2 separate regions of the Homo sapiens genome follow, and region 2 is linked to region 1. The links are chromatin loops, found by intact Hi-C in ENCODE. Cell type or tissue: gastrocnemius medialis. All regions are shown on one strand.

Region 1 (8,000 bases):
AAGAGCTTCGCTGAAGTGATATTTGAACAAAGACAGGAGAGGTAACAGCAGGGATGTAATGTTTTCAAAGAACAGCAAGAACATGGGAGAAGGATGGGAGGAAAAGAGATTGAGAGGTAATCCCAGGCCAGATCACCTAGGGCCCATGAAACCATTGTAAGGACTAGAGCTTTTATTTTGAAAGAGGTGGGAATCTCCTGGCAGGTGGGACTACTTTTTTTTTTTTTTTTTTTTTTTTTTTTTAGAGAGGGTCTCATTTGTCACCCAGACTGGAGTGCAGTGGTGTGATCATAGCTCACTGCAGCCTTGAACTCTTGGGCTCAAGCAATCCTCTGGCCTTAGCTTCCAAATAGCTGGGACTACTGGGACATGCCACCATGCATGGTTGTATTGTATTGTATTGTATTGTATTGTATTGTATTGTATTGTATTGTATTGTATTGTATTTTATTTTATTTTAGAGAAGGGGTCTTGCTATGTTGCCCAGGTGAGTTACAAAGGGATTTGTCTTTTTAAATGGGGTAATACTGGGTGCTGTATTGAGCACAATCCAAGTAGGGTTGAGGGAAGGGCAGGGAGGCCTTTAGGAAGCTTCTGCAGTCAAGGAGGCAAGAACCAGGGCTAGCTTGGACCAGGCGGTGATTAGCAGGCGGTGATAAGCCAGCAGATTCTAGGTGTATATTGAAGGTAATGCCCAAAGCATTTCCTGTAGCCTGGGCAGCATAGTGAGACCCCATCTCTAGAAAAAAAAATTTAGCTAGGCATAGTGCCCTGTAGTCCCAGCTACTTGGGAGGCTGAGGCAGGAGGATCACTTCAGCCAGGAGGTTGAGACTGCAGTTAGCCATGATTACACCACTGCACTCTAGCCTGGGTAACAGTGTAAGATTCTGAAAGAAAGAGAGAGAGAAAGACAGAGAGAAAGAGAAGGAAGGAAAAAGAAAAAAGAAAAAAAAAGAAGAGAGAGGAGGGGAGGAGAGGAGAGGAAAAAAGAAAAGACAAACAAGACAAGACAAAAGCAATTGCTAAAGGATTCAACTTGGGATGTAAGAGAAAAAGAGGAGTCAGAGACAACTTCCAAAATTTTGGTGTAAGCTGCTGGGAGAACGGAGTTGCCATTTGCCTAAGTTGGGGAGTATTTACGAAGAACAGATGAGAGGGTGTTTATGGTTTGAGGTTCTGAGGAGCAATCTTTTGATAGATTAGGATTGAGAAGTTTATCAGGTATCCAAGTGGAGATGTTGACTACAATTTGGATATTAATCACTAGAGCTGAAGGAAGACTGAGAACTGAGAGATCCCCTAAGATTGAATCTGTGTGCAGAAGAAAAAGTCCAAAGGATGCCCCCCGAGGCAGTCCAGCATCTAGAGGTCAGGGAGATTGGAAGGAAGGGCTGGAAAAAATAGCAAAAGTGGAATAAAAATCCAAATTAGATTTTTAAAATCCTGTTCAGTTCTGGGTGAATATGATGCTGTAGAGAAGCATGGCTTCATTTTTAGTTCTCCCGGTGAGCACGAGTGCCGCAAGGGAGAGCAACATCTCTGATGCTAACATCACCCATAACGTTCATTTCTATCATTGCATTCTCTCTTGTGTCTGCCTGTGTATCTGTTTTACCCAATGACAATGTGATATTCCACAGCAAGGACCATGTTTTATTTATTCACGTTTGCATTTCCAGCACCTAACAGAGCACTGGGCAACCTAACAGAGCACTCACTGGGCACTGTAGAAGGCACTCAATAATCATTTGTTGAATGAAAGGCTAATTTTACCACTTTGGGACTTTGAGTTTATTATCCTGCTATAGATAAGGATCCCTAGGGTGATCATGTAACTTACTGTCCAAATGAGATCCTTTTGAAAGTGAAAGGGAACACTCAAATAATTTTACTGGGACAACAGTTGTAACCCAGAGCTGTTTTGGCAAACTGGGGTATATGATCACCCTAAGAATAGCTCTAATCAATGAAGCTTCCATGGCTGAATAGCCCGGCTACCAGGTAAATAACAATGGGGAAGTGTAGCGCATAGTGTGCTTTGCGGAGTAGGCACTCAACAATTATTGGTGGAACATGAATCTAACTGTATCATATTCTCTTTGAAGCCCATGGGCTCTACATTGTGACCCTGGGGCATAGGCATTCCTTGGGATGACTCTGTCCACAGCAGTCCTGACGTGTGTGCTTTTGCTCTGGTTCCTAAGGTCTTGAAACCTCTATGCAAGTGAAGTGCTATTAGCCCACCTGCTTGCCTTCCCCACTGTCTGATTGGCAGCCTCCCATCGAGTGCAAGCCTGGGGAATCAGATATGCAGAAGCCTCCTCTAAAACAGCCCCCTCAGTCTCTGTACCCTTATCCCGTTTCATTCTTCAAAGCACTTACCGTTACATGACATTTAGAGTCTATATGATTTGTTTGTGGTTGGCCTATTTCAAATGTGGACTCCTCTATGAGGGCATTAAGTCTGACTTGATCTACTTCACACTGTATCTCCTAACTCCTTTCAGTGTGGGAGCAGGCAGTCAATAAATATTTGTATGAATGAATGAATGAATCAATCAGTGCTTGACACAGAATGCTTTTCTGGGAAGAGGAGCTCCTGTCTCTATTTTGTCTAAGATCTATACCAGAAATCCTCTTCATCACTGGTAAAATTTTAAGGTACTATAGAGGAATATAATGACCTGGTTTCAGCTGTAATTTCTGTGCTGATTTGTATATATATTATGATAGTAACAAGGGAGCTAACCCCATCACTTTGGGATGCTGAGGCAGGAGGATCACTTGAGGCCAGGAGTTCTAGACCACCCTGGGCAACATAGTGAGACCCCATCTCTACAAAAAAAAATGTTTTTAAAGTAGCCATGCATGGTGACTATGCACCTGTAGTCCCAGCCACTCCAGATTCTGAGGCAGGAGGATCACTTGAGCCCAGGAGTTTGAGGCTGCAGTGAGCCATGATTGCATGACTGCATTCCAACCTAGGTGACAGAGCAAGACCCTGTTTCTAAAAACAAACAAAGAAAAAAAACAAGGGAGCTTGAAAACTGAGGGATGCTGTAGGATTCTGCGGCCTGCTAACCGATTATGTGTATTAATCAGATAGGCTAATTGTTGTAACCACCCTCTAATCTTGGTGGCTTTGCATGATTAAGGTTAATTGTTCACTCAGACACAGCACAGTGTGATTTCTGTGGCCAGGTGGATTTCCTGGGTGGCCGATGAGGCTCCTCCTGCCTTGTCACTATGGCATCCCCCACGGCGTTGGAGGGTTCTGCTGGATCCTTTGTATTCAACTGGCCAAAGAGTAAAGAGAGAGAGAACGTGGAAGGTTATTTGGGAGGTCTAGGGGCCCCAACAAAAGGTGGCCCACATGGCTTCTGCCCACAATACATTGACTGGAATTAGTACAAGGACCCAGTGAGATGGAGATGGCTGGAAAATGTGGTCTTCCTCTGTGTGCAGCAGAAGAGCGTTCTGGTCGAACACATAGGGCTGTCTCTGCCACGGTACACCCAGAGAGGTTGTACAACCAGACCAAACAGCAACTCCCTATGATGCTCCCTATGACAAGAGAGCTTCTCAGCACAATTGAGAAGGAGACAGCTAACCAGAAGCCACTAGAAAGAAGTGAGGGATGCCTTCCCTAAGAGTCTGTGGCCTACCTAATCTTGACCCAGGAATAGGATCTCAGGGAAGCCATCAGCACTGTTGCTGGCTCTGGAGCAGGTGTGGAATGCCTGAGTGGTGCAAGGCCCCAAATCCCTTGCTGCAGGTCAGCTGACCCAGCCAGAGTAACCCGAGTTGTGGCAAAGAAGCTGGCCTTGGCAGCGCCTGCAGTTGCCTGCCTGCCGGACTTGCAGTGCGGCTTTCTCCTTGAGGAGGCCCCATCTTCCATGAGCCTCTGCGTGTTTGGTGTCTGCCCCAGCCCCTACTTTCTATGCTTTCTTTCCAGAATGCCAAATCCTAGCCTGGGAGCTCCTTGGATTCCTGAAGAGTGTCCCTTTAGCATTTCTGCCTGCCTTGTCCTCACTTCTCCAGGGAATGTTCCAGGGATTTTGCTCGGCTTTAAGCTCCTATGTTGCTCTTTGCCCTGCTTGAAGTGAGCTCCCAGGAGGAGTTGCCCTGGGCTCTGCAGAGGCTGGGAGGGGCAGGAAAGGGAAACAGGACTGCCTTTCAGCAAGCCCAAGCCTTGCCTTCATGCTACAGCTTCATTATTTTGTTTGACAAGGATTCCCAGAATAGCGAACAGCTAGACACACCCATATTTAAATGTTAACACCAAAGCGCATTCCAAACAAGAAATCGAATTGTATTTCTGTTTTGATGACTTGGATAATCCACACTTGAGCTTTTCTCTATTCATGTGGATAATGAGGAGTTGGCCAGGCTCAGATCTCTGACAACATGGCTGTGGAATTGTGACTAAATGTCCTCTGCCTGATCCCTCTCTAGTTTGTAATCATTCTTAGTTTTTCTCCACTGAAAAGACCACATTCTCCTTAAATGGCTGGAATGGCAGAGTTGTTGCTTCTCCCCCAGGTGTGGGGCTTGACGCTTCCAAGAGCTGAGCCTTGTCGAGGAAAAGGCTCAAGTGACAGATGTGCTGAAGTGCCTTTGTGTGGAAAGTGGCGTTAGGTGGCTCTGAGTGCTGGTGACAGGAGAGCAGGTGCCTCGAGGTAGGAGGGGAGGCAGACAGGATGATAGAGCATTGGGCATTGGGTGGAAGGCACAAGGCAGGAAATTGAGACAAAAGGAAGGAGTGAGCTCCAAAGGCAATCCGATGTTTGCCAAGTGGCTGCATTGAGCCTTCTAGCCTTGCTAGTGGTTGATGCTTTTTGTACCTTTCCTCTAAATCGCATCAATCCTTGTTAAGCAACTGGAGATATTTTGGAAAAATCCACAAGAAAGAGAAAAAACAGAAAAGCAACATGAGGTGAAAAGTGCTAGGAAAAAAACAGGGGTCTGATGAGTCTAGTCCAGTAAGTCAGGGCTGCTCAAAGATTAATGTGGACTGAAGATTGGCTCTGACCCCCAAAACTCTCCCCTTCCATCTCCCTTCCCAACTCATTTCAAAGAAGAAAGAGGGTTTATTGTCCCGGCTGTCTTGAACTCTCTTGATGCTCTTTGGATGAAACAGAATAGATCATATGAGCCTGTGCAGCATAGTAAGGCAGGATGCGACTTTCTGCCGTTATTGCCGTTGGACATGCATGGATGTTTATCTGTATGGCTGTATGTGTGTATGTAGACAGATGTGTGTATGCCTGCATAAGAAATCACCTTTCCAGAGGCTCAATCCTGTTAATTCATCTAGCTGTCCTGGATAACTTAAAATATATTTTCTTAATAATGTCAAAACTAATCTTCCAATTCCACTTAAAAGTCAATAGCATTGCTGGGTGTGATGGCTCATACTTGTAATCCCGGCACTTTGGGAGGCTGAGGTGGGCAGATCACTTGAGGTCAGGGGTTCGAGACCAGCCTGGCCAACATGGTGAAACCCCATCTCTATTAGAAATACAAAAATTAGCCGGGCATGGTTGCGCACGGCTGTAATCTCAGCTACTCGGGAGGCTGAGGTACAAGAATTGCTCGAACTCGGGAGGTAGAGGTTGCAGTGAGCTGAGATCGCACCACTGCACTCCAGCCTGAGTGATGGAGTGAGACTCTGTGTCCAAAAAAAAAAAAAAAAAGGTAAAAAATAAAATAAAATACATAAAAATAAAAATAAATAGCCAGATGTGGTGGCACACATCTGCGGTCCCAGCTAGTCAGGAGGCTGAGGCAAGAAGATTGCTTATGCCCAGGAGGTAAAGGCTGCAGTGAGCCATGATCATGCTACTGCATTCCAGCCTGGGTGACAGAGCAAGACCTTGTCTCAAAAAAAAAAAAAAAAAAAAAAAAAAAGGCAAGAGTGTTAGATCAAGTATACAACAATTTTGGCTGATATGAAACACATGCACAGCACTCAAAAGATAAAGCTAAACCTCTTCAGATTGCACAGGTATTTATCAACCTGAGAGACAGCATTTTTGGCATCTAGCTTTGTTCAGTAGATCCTGTTATTTCTCTGTTATTAAGGAAGAGATCATTTTAAAGGTAGCCATGATGTGAGTCTAAGTGTTGGAAGCGCAACCTAAATAAATGAAATGACAGTTTAGCCCCCAATATCTTTTAAACCAATAGTTCCATCTTCTTCTCCTTGTAAACTTACTGCTGAAACTAATGAAAAGTAGAAGAATTGACTAATTTGGCTGTGCTTTTCCTTCCCTTCCCCATCAGTGTCTGATGGAGATGCTATAATTAGCAATGTAATGAGAATTGAAGGGTAAACAAGAAGAATTATTCCCAGAACACACATCAAGGGTTAGAAGACTGGAACAGGAAAACCAGCCTGAGATGAAAATATTTTCTCTGCCCAACCAACGGGCATCTATACCTAGAGTTCTATATACAGATCTTTCTAGGCAAAGACAAGGGAAAGAGTGGTGGTCACATTGCTTTCAGGAAACTGGTTTATGCCTAGACTCTTAACACCTGTTGCTTTGCAAAACTAGTGTGAAGGATTGGTTCTCTGTTTATCTGGGATTCAACTGAGCAGAACTCCCAAATATTAAATCTGTATTTTTCTGCACTTAACTTGTAAAGATAAATAATTGGCAAATATGCTTCTATTGGAAACTTATTTTTAAAAAAATTAGAATAGTTTTAAAAGATTTAGAGGTAGAAGGCTCTTTGCATACCTAATGTTAGTTCAGTCGTCTTCATTTTATTCATGAAGAGAATGACACTGAGAGAGGTCACATCATTTGTTCTAAATGTCGGATTAAAGCCAAGATTCCTGAGATCCAGCCTAGTACTTTTTCCAGGGAATTCAGTGGACAAGGAAACATTATTCTGCCTATATCAGCAATACTTTATGATAAGAACTGTTCTTCGTGAAGAGCCTGACTTCATGAAGAGAGCCTGTCTAACTCCTGAAGTGCTTCTGAATGTTTTACTTTTTCTCCCTAATCTATTTGTTTTTTTTAAAAAAGTAACTCTTTTTTCTGAGCTAGCTGGAATATTCATACCTGACACCCCATCTCCCAACCATCGAGGATGAATGGAGATTCCCTTTACATGCTCCCCACTCTCAGCATTGACATCATATGACTTGGTTGATCTGTTCTTAGCAGAAACCAACTTGTCCCTTCAAAGCCAGCTCAGAAGGCAGGATGTCTTAGGTCCAGGCTATCAGGATGTACCATTGCTCTTCCTTTTCACTGTGTTTTAGGTAAAGTCCACCTCAAGTAAAATTTGTCTAAGCCTTTACTTTATAACTCCTCGATTGTTACTTTTTTTTTTTTTCTTTTGAGACGGAGTCTTGCTCTGTCTCCCAGGCTGGAGTGCAGTGGCGTGATCTCGGCTCACTGCAAGCTCCGCCTCCCAGGTTCACGCCATTCTCCTGCCTCAGCCTCCCGAGTAGCTGGGACTACAGGTGCCCACCACCATGCCCAGCTAATTTTTTTGTATTTTCAGTAGAAACGGGGTTTCACTGTGTTAGCCAGGATGGTCTCGATCTCCTGACCTCGTGATTCACCCGCCTCGGCCTCCCAAAGTGCTGGGATTACAGGCATGAGCCACGGCGCCTGGCCCTCGATTGTTACTTCTGATGGTATTCTTATGCTTGCTTGGTTTATGCCAATATGAGAAAATAAAATTTTCAAATGGTTCACATGTGTCAATGATTACTTACGTACAGGGTGATAGCTATTTTTGTTCTTGGTGATGAAGCAAATGTTTCAGAAACCCGACTGAGCTTATATAAGAATCCTGTTACCAGAATGCAACTGTTATTAAAAATACAGAAATAATCAGAATCACTGGAGTTAACTCTTTCTATAATTACAGACAAGGATAAGGAATAACCCTATTGCCTGCACACAAGTAGCCTAACCAAGTGTTCTTGAGGGTTTTCTTGTTTTTGTGTTTTGAGACAGGGTCTCACAACTGT
Region 2 (8,000 bases), 250 kb after region 1:
AGCCTTACACGTGAGAATTTCCCCAGCTCACACACTCCGTATACTTAGGATACCCATGGAACTTCTTTTATTTTTGAATAAAAGTTCACAGTGAAGATCATTCACAGTGGAGCAGGCGGCTCTTCTGAACCCAGGAAGAATGGGCATGAGGGCTTTTTTAATCTAGGTCCCCATCATTGTTTTTTTCATGTTTATTTTGAGGAAAAATTGAACCTGGCAGATCTGTGAATTACTGTCTTTCGGTGTTACCCTCTGGGACTATTCCCTCAGACAATCCTTTCTTCTCTTGACACATGGGCTGATGTTGTTTGGCTGAGGATCAAAATAATGGCACAACTAAAACACCTTTCATCAGAAGTCATCCATAACATACCCTTTAAAATTTGCTCCACAGACACAGCTCACTTTATGCTGTATGTTTTTTCTTTTGCTTGGTAATAGAACCTACACATATCCTACTGAGATCAATATGAACACAGCAGAATGCAGGCAATGGAATGTGTTTCCTGTAGACGGGCTAAGACGGTAACCCAGGTCCACAGAGTTGGTTTCAGAAAAGCTATAATCAAAGAAGGAGGAACAGTGAAGGTAGACATGAGACAGGCCTGAAGGGGTTAAACCTACTAGGGAGCAATTGGTAGTAAGAAGCTGAGACCACATGAGGCTGTGAGAAAGGAGTTATTACAGAAACAGACATCCTGGGATTTGAGTAGCTCCATTGTGAGAAGACATTGACAGACCACGAATAAATGGCCATATGGTTTCCAAGTTGACATCTGCCATTCCCCAATGTGTTTACCACCATTTTCTCTCACGGGCTCTGAAAACCATCTATCCTTTACACTGCAATTGTATAGTGTGAAATTCTACATAGATCAACATCAATTCATTGTTTCAGTTTAGGTATATCATATCATCAAACTAAAATATATATACATTTTAATTTTCATGCTGTAATCATCCTAAAGTTATATAACACTCCATCTAGCTGTTTTCATATCTGTCCTTTAAACTGCAATTGTAGAGCATAACATTCTTTTTTTGTTTTTGTTTTTGTTTTGTTTTGTTTTGTTTTGGTGGTGGGGAGACAGAGTCTTGCTCTGTTGCCCAGGCTGGAGTACAGCTGCATAATCTTGGCTCACTGCAGCCTCCATCTCCCAGGTTCCAGCAATTCTCCTGCCTCAGCCTCCCAAGTAGCTGGGATTACAGGTGTGTGCTACCATGACTGGCTAGTTTTTTGTACTTTTAGTAGAGATGGGGTTTCACCATGTTGTCCAGGCTGGTCTCAAACTCCTGGCCTCAGGTGATCCGCCCACCTTGGCCTCCCACAGTGCTGGGATTACAGGTGTGAGCTACTGCACCCGGCTGTATAGCATAAAATTCTACACAGATCAACATCACCTCATTGTGTAAATTTAGGTATGTTATATCATCAAACTAAAATACATATATACATTTTAATTCTCACGTTGTTGTAATCATCCTAAAGTTATATAATGCTCTACCTAGCTATTTTTGTTCACGATATAATCAATTTGGTCAGTTTCTCCAGTGAAAAGAAAGAAGAGCATAGAGTGCAGCGATGGAGACCCTGTGCCTCTGTGGGTGGTGCATGCATCTCTGAGGGGCATGGTCCTGAGAATGTCACCCCATAATGGAATTAGGGTTGTAATGGTAAGGGATTTTAATCAGCTAAGGCTCAGATATTTTATTTCATAAGTAATCCGGTGCCTGTGACTGATGATGACTTTGTGCATGCTTCTGTGTGTACATATATGTATATGTATACATATGTATAACTTGTGATATGGTGATATCCATATAGTACTGAGTGATGTATAATATCGATAGGTATATATAAGTATAATATATATAAGCATATATACTGATATATCTATTAAATATAACTAATATATAACTAATTATATAACTTACTCATTTTGAGGCAAGTAGATAAAACCTAATTGTAAGTCAAGAGAGGCTCTAAATCATTCGAGCCGAAGCCCAGTGAGATGCCCCAGTGATTCTTTTCCTTTGCTGTGAAAATCTGGACCTGTGAATGGAGTGAGGTACTTCTCAACAGACTTGTTCATGTTTCACACCATGGCCAGAAATCGAATAAGGAATCCATCAGTGATCACGCGTGGGCAGGCATGAGGAACATCGTTCTTTGCAGAATAGCTTGCAGTGTCCTGAAGTGCACAGCAGGTCACACGCAAACAACCGAGGAAGCTGGGGTTCTTGCTGCCTCACTGCTTAGCAGCTATGGGAAGCTGGGTGAGGTTCTTAACTCCCTGCACTTCTGTTTCCCAACTATTCAAAAAGACATAAGACACCTGTTCTATGTCTTTCACTGAGTTCTGGAGCCCATGAAATGTCACAATTGAGAGCCCTTTGTAAACTGCAAACTGCTATGTGATTATTGGAGTGTTTGTGGGTGGGGTATGGTGAGCACGGGGATTTAAAATCTCTTGTTAGAATATGAAGTGTCACAAGCAAATAAAGCAGTATATCCTATATGGCAACATGTGGTTGACAAGTTACATAGTAGTTTCAAGAACTGTCATAAAGAGAAAAATAAAGTCTAAGGCGCTAAAAAGTTGTAGTTGGGTGCCGCAGATAACTTACTAGCATCCAATCTAGAAAACATTAAAAGGGAGCTGTGCATAAAAGAACAAGGTTCGTCCAGGAAATGGGTGGATGTGCAGAGATGGAGATAAGAGAAGGAATTATTTGTACCATCTGTTGCAAGTGGCATAAAAAAGATATCATTTTACAAACTGTAACTATTTTTGGTACAAAAGGAGGTTGTCCTTGGCCTGGGGAACATGGGAGTAGCCCAGCAGAAGATTGAGTGTCAGTGAGAAGGACATTTTTCTTTTATCCATCCTACAGCACTGCACAATTATTGATTGTGGCTTGGAAGCGAAATGATTTATTTAACATTACTTCTCTATTCTGCTCCAGATTGAGATCTTTAATCACTGTTGGACCCAGGACTGGTCAGCCAGGTCTGGCCACTGGAGGGCTCAGTAGAGTTCCTCTGTCAAAAGATTTATAGAAATAACGCTCATCTTAAATATAGCCATAAGCTAACCGCTGACTGGACCATCTCTTTCCTGGGAATTAAATAATTTTGGCAGCAGTCTGTCTGTCTGTCTGTCTCATGTCTGGGAGACATTCCGTTTACAATCAAATGAAACAATAGGCTAACTAAAACCTTACAAATGGCAATCTTCCCAATTTTACCAATGCAAACAAGATGAATTTGAAATTTTTTCAACGTAATAATCCCTTCCCTTCCTAATATCATCTTCATATCTATAGGCACAGTTCAGATTTTCTTTGAGCAAATGTAATTTTTTTAAAGCCAATGAAGAAATGAATATGAAAGGGAAAATAGGAATGAATATGTGTCACAATACTATTGGCCTTGCCAGAGCATAAAAATTACTTCCTGTTGAGGTAATCCTGAATATTTCCTAGCACGTCCATTCTTAACACTGACTCAGAAAGAATACATTGCTTCCACTTTGCTTTTAGGCCTAGTCAATGAAAGGAAGAGGGAAAATGAAGAGTGGGACACTTTATACACTGCTGGGAAGAGGAACGTAGTAATGGCTGTAATGTCCCAAGGTAGAGAAGGCAGAGAAGGATCTGGTGATGTAATCAAACCAAAGCGTGGGGGTGTTAGTGGTTGCACACACTCATACTGAACCAAACTTTATGGTGAGTTAGCCTGAAAGAGCCCTTCTCTGGAGAATGTGCCTTCCACTGAGATAAAGCCACTGGGTCCTAGATGGCACCAGGATATTGTTTAGGAAATTGGCTTGTCTGGTTCATTAGCAGGTACTCTGGGGCCTTTGGAGATTGAACTCCACCTCTCTTGGGTGAGCTTGGCGCTTGCTAAAGAGCATTTAACTCATCCTGATTCACCGCAGGATTGGGCTGGCTTTCAAACTCCTGACAGTGAATTACTGCTCTTGTAATGACGAATCCATGCATGCATGCTACAGACAGTGCCCTGGAGCATTTTGAAAGTGAAAGGAAATTGCTGTGAACCTGGCAGGAAGGAAGAGAAGGGAGAGGTAAACTAGACTTCTTCTCGCATTGAACCGACCGACTCTCATTGTAACAGGGTCAACAGAAGCCACCTCTCTCTAGCGTAATGGACATGGTTTCTTGTGGTTTTACCCTTTGTTGCTTTTTTTTGGAGCCAGGGTCTCACTCTGTCACCCAGGCTGGAGCGCAATGGTGTGATCTTGGCTCACTGTAGCCTCTCAACCTCTCAGGCTCAAGTGATCCTCCCACCTCAGCCTCCCAAGTAGCTGGGAACACAGGCATGCACCAGCATGCCCAGCTAAGTTTTTACTTTTTGTATAGGCTGGGCCTCCCTATGTTGCCCAAGCTGGTCTCAAACTCCTGGGCTCAGGGGATCCTCCTGCTTCCACATCCCAAAGTGCTAGGATTACAGGCGTGAGCCACATAGCACCTAGCCCATAGCAGATATGGGATAACATGTCGAACATGGCATGACTTGCTTAGCCAAGCAGCAGAGAGACAGAGAGTTCACTGTTTGTTTCCTGGGGGACAGCCTGGCCCCAGACCCTTCACATACAGTCACTGGGACAAGCAACCCTGCCCATAATAAGCAGGTAAAGAAGAATTATAAGAGCCATGTCTGTTAGCACACCTCACGCCATAAGACAGGGTCTTTGGAGGATGTGATAGGGGCGGCATCGTGGCCTAATCAGACAAGGGGGACCACTCCTCCATCCCCCTTCCTGGAAAGTACGTGCTTGACTGAAGACACAAAACAAAACCTGCCTAATGTATACCAGATTCATCAGAAGCTGATAGTGTGTGCCTCCCATACTCTGGTGAGAAATAACAAACCCTTGCTGATTAGATTAAAAGTCAAGAGCTTCCACATTCCTTCTACTGTTTTCCGACCTCTTAGGTGGCATCTGTTACAACCACTTCATCCAAATATTTTTCCTAGTGAGACATCTTAGGAGGGTGGCAATGTCACGTGCTCCATTTGCCCCCTTCTTTAATAACCACAAAGTGATTTGATGGCAGTAAACAGTTTTTTTAGAAAGCCTGCAAAGGACTGGATTTGAACTTGAAAGACGTCATGGAATTCTTTTGGTCAGCAAGAACAACCTCTAAAAGCCTTAAAATGTTTTAAAAATGCACAGGCTGCCCAGAGCGTGGTAGTTGGGTGTGGCGTGAAGCCAGTGGGGCTTCCAGCCCAGTGAGTGGAGTTCCTTGTCACCGTATTCCCACTTGGATAGCTTTCGGTTCCACCCAGTCCCCAAGGGCTCAGAAAACATGATGGTAATCAGAGCCTGCCTGGGAGCGCAGGAGATGCTTCCTTTCTCCCCCACCTTTTGCTAGCAATGCATTAATGCCAGTCCTCCGCTGAGAGCTGCACAAGTCACTTCGTGTTGTGGACACGCACCTTCTTGTACCTGTTCCCCTGGAAGATACCAGCTGTGCTGACAGCGGTTGTAGCCAGAGGTCTCTGGGGATCGCCTACCTTCTCGTCCTTCATCTTGTTTAGGGTGGGGCAGAAGGGCTCTGGTTTCCTTTCCAGAATCCCCTCTGCACAGCCCTGGTTTGCCCTCTCTATCTTTCCTTCTCGTTTCAGATGTATTTTCCAGGGTGATTGCAGTTCCTTGCCCGGCGCTATGTAGGACTGATTAATGGCTGCTACCCAAAGTTCAGCGTGGTAAAACAGGGCTGGTTAATTAATAGACAGCCTCCTTATCTCCCTCATGTTTTCCCTCTGGTGTTAAACCAGGAGAAGAGGCTTACGTTTCCTTCAGCTGCCAATTCCCAGACTTCAAAAGTCTGGCAGCAAAGTGGGTATTGGGTGCTGGTCTAGGTTTTTGCAGTAGCACCTTTAAGTCAACAGAAAACTGATCTGAAAGTTGGCTCCTCTGGATTGAGTATGTTGGGTTTTTTGACAGTTTCATTTCTCGGTGGCTGGTTGTTTGCCCTTTCTAATGATCCTGTTTGCCTTCAGCGAAATATATTTTGTAATATTTCCTTTGCTGTTAACCCATTTACCTAGGCCGTTTAAAGTTCCTTCATTGGTGTTTTCCCTGTAAGCAGTTGTTGAAGGACTGAGTCACCCGTGAGGTAGCCTGTGGTTGGATGTGGGCTGAGGTTATTCAGTGACTAATTTCCAAGGGGAGGAGAAATTGACTTATCACGGGGAAGGTTACTTTTTATCCATGCCAGTGTCAGCTTCTCTCCGAAAACTGGGTAATACGAAATGGTCTTTATTGGTTGTGAACACTCGAGCTGAGAAACATTTTAGGATCTTTGTGTCTTTTGTGATGATTTTGTTTCTGAAGAGGAAGCTGTCTAAAATATTCAAGTGTGCAACCAAGGATTTAGATGAAGCCAGCAAACAAAGGAATCATGTAATCAGGACCTGAGCGAATGTGCTTACTCACGGCGTTAGTTACACAGGTGATTTCCTTAAGAAAAAGTAAGTGGCTTTAATTCTTTGAGGGTGAAAGAGTGTCTTAAGATTCCATTTCAGTTTTCTCTGCTTACTTCATTGTGTGGTCTGATTGAGTGGTATGTTTACAAATTCTAGACTTGGAAGGGTGGGGTTTGAAATACAACAAACTGTACATAATATTCCTTTTCCACAAGCAATATATATATATATAAATGCTCCACAGACATGATTACATGAGGCAGTTTCCCAAGATGATTTTAAACAAATATTTTTTATACTAGGTTTTTTTTTTCTGGAAACAATTTTAATATGTTGTTTCTTATCTTACGTTCAAGAAACTTCTGAATGAGTGATATTCGATTTGACTTATGGTTCTTTTGGGAAATAATATATAGCTACATGTAAGAATTTCTAACTCAGACTTCAGATCTTAATTTGAAATGGCCCCAGATATTTTCTGGTGTTTCAGAAGTATGGTGTAAACAGCATTTTGATCCGTGTGCAGTCTGTGGGCAGGGACACCTGCCTGTCAGCCTGCTATTATGATGAGGCTCTTGAAGAAACTACCCTCTTTCTAAGAACTGGAAGAACTCAAATAATGAAGAGACAATAGAGGTTTGGGCAGTAATGGAAAGAAGAAAAGACAGTGCCTAGCCAAGCAGATGAATGAGGTAGAACAGTCTTGTTCATACATTGCCATTATATCTAGTGCAGTTGAATGAACATTTTCTGTGTCTGGGCTTAGGTGCAGGCAAATAGTTATCTGTGTTGTATTCAGATAAGGGGTTAGAAGAATCTTTATTTTTCTGTGTCGGTCATCTCTTTCTTGCTGTAAAATGAAATTGTTTAAAGCTTACATTATGACATTAGTGTTGAAATTCTGTGGGGAAAAAGTGTCAATGGTACAACATAGCTAGTTACTTAAACTCACTAAGGGAAAAGAGATGATAAGATTAGTAGCATCAGAGAGATCAGTGGCAGAATAAGGGACTGGGATATATTAATGTGAATGGCAACTCGTATGTGTGTATGTGTATGTGTGTGTGTATGTGTGTGTGTGTGTGTGTGTGTGTTGCTTATTTATTTTCTTTGTAAGTTTAGTATAATTTTCTCCCACAAGGTCTGACTTTGAGTACCAGCGCAGGAAAAACCCAGTATGTATTTAATGCCATGTCTTTACTCATTAGCCAAATAACAGTTAAAAACCAAAACAAAATAAATCTGTGTTGGTGACAGATTCTAGGAAGATCTCTCCTTAGTAAGAATACCCGCAGCAAAGGCTGGGTTTGTTTTAAACTGTGAATTATACAATCTTAACCATCATGCTGCTTCCATCTATCAGATTCTGGAGTCTCTAAATTCTACTTTTTATTGCAAGTGTGACCTTGGAAATCACATTGAAGACTTGAAAACATCCCTCCAGTGATGTCCCCTTACCTTCCCCCACATCCTAAGAGCGAGTTGCCTTAGGTTGGTCCCTGTCTTTTATGGTAGGATTCCCAAGTTGTCTGATCGTAAGGGT

What was found. A loop is a pair of places that touch in the nucleus more often than their neighbours do. Peaks named below come from ENCODE experiments on the same cell type or tissue, not always from the same donor. Only the 100,000 strongest peaks of a DNase experiment are listed, where the experiment ranks them.
Region 2: it touches region 1 in a loop (2.6-fold over the local background); 2 of 110 quality-filtered maps call a loop at or near these places.

What each region holds. Positions count from the first base shown.
Region 1 is chr10:24,211,148-24,219,147 of GRCh38, forward strand. The region is part of intron 1 of KIAA1217; the gene reads left to right. Among named protein-coding and RNA genes, the nearest start is that of KIAA1217, 6.0 kb to the left of the region's middle. RefSeq lists an enhancer at 3,262-3,850. In gastrocnemius medialis, no CTCF peak of the experiment used is centred here; DNase peaks (open chromatin) are centred at 3,794, 4,644 and 5,793; H3K4me3 peaks cover 2,882 bases; H3K27ac peaks cover 7,799 bases.
Region 2 is chr10:24,460,289-24,468,288 of GRCh38, forward strand. All of the region lies in intron 5 of KIAA1217, which reads left to right. LOC105376455 (a long non-coding RNA gene) reads right to left here and starts at 6,098. Exons shown (of 3, transcript XR_930755.4): 1 at 5,465-6,098. RefSeq lists an enhancer at 2,180-2,681. In gastrocnemius medialis, a CTCF peak has its summit at 2,988 (motif pointing right); DNase peaks (open chromatin) are centred at 3,953, 5,302, 5,413 and 6,143; H3K4me3 peaks cover 2,687 bases; H3K27ac peaks cover 7,808 bases.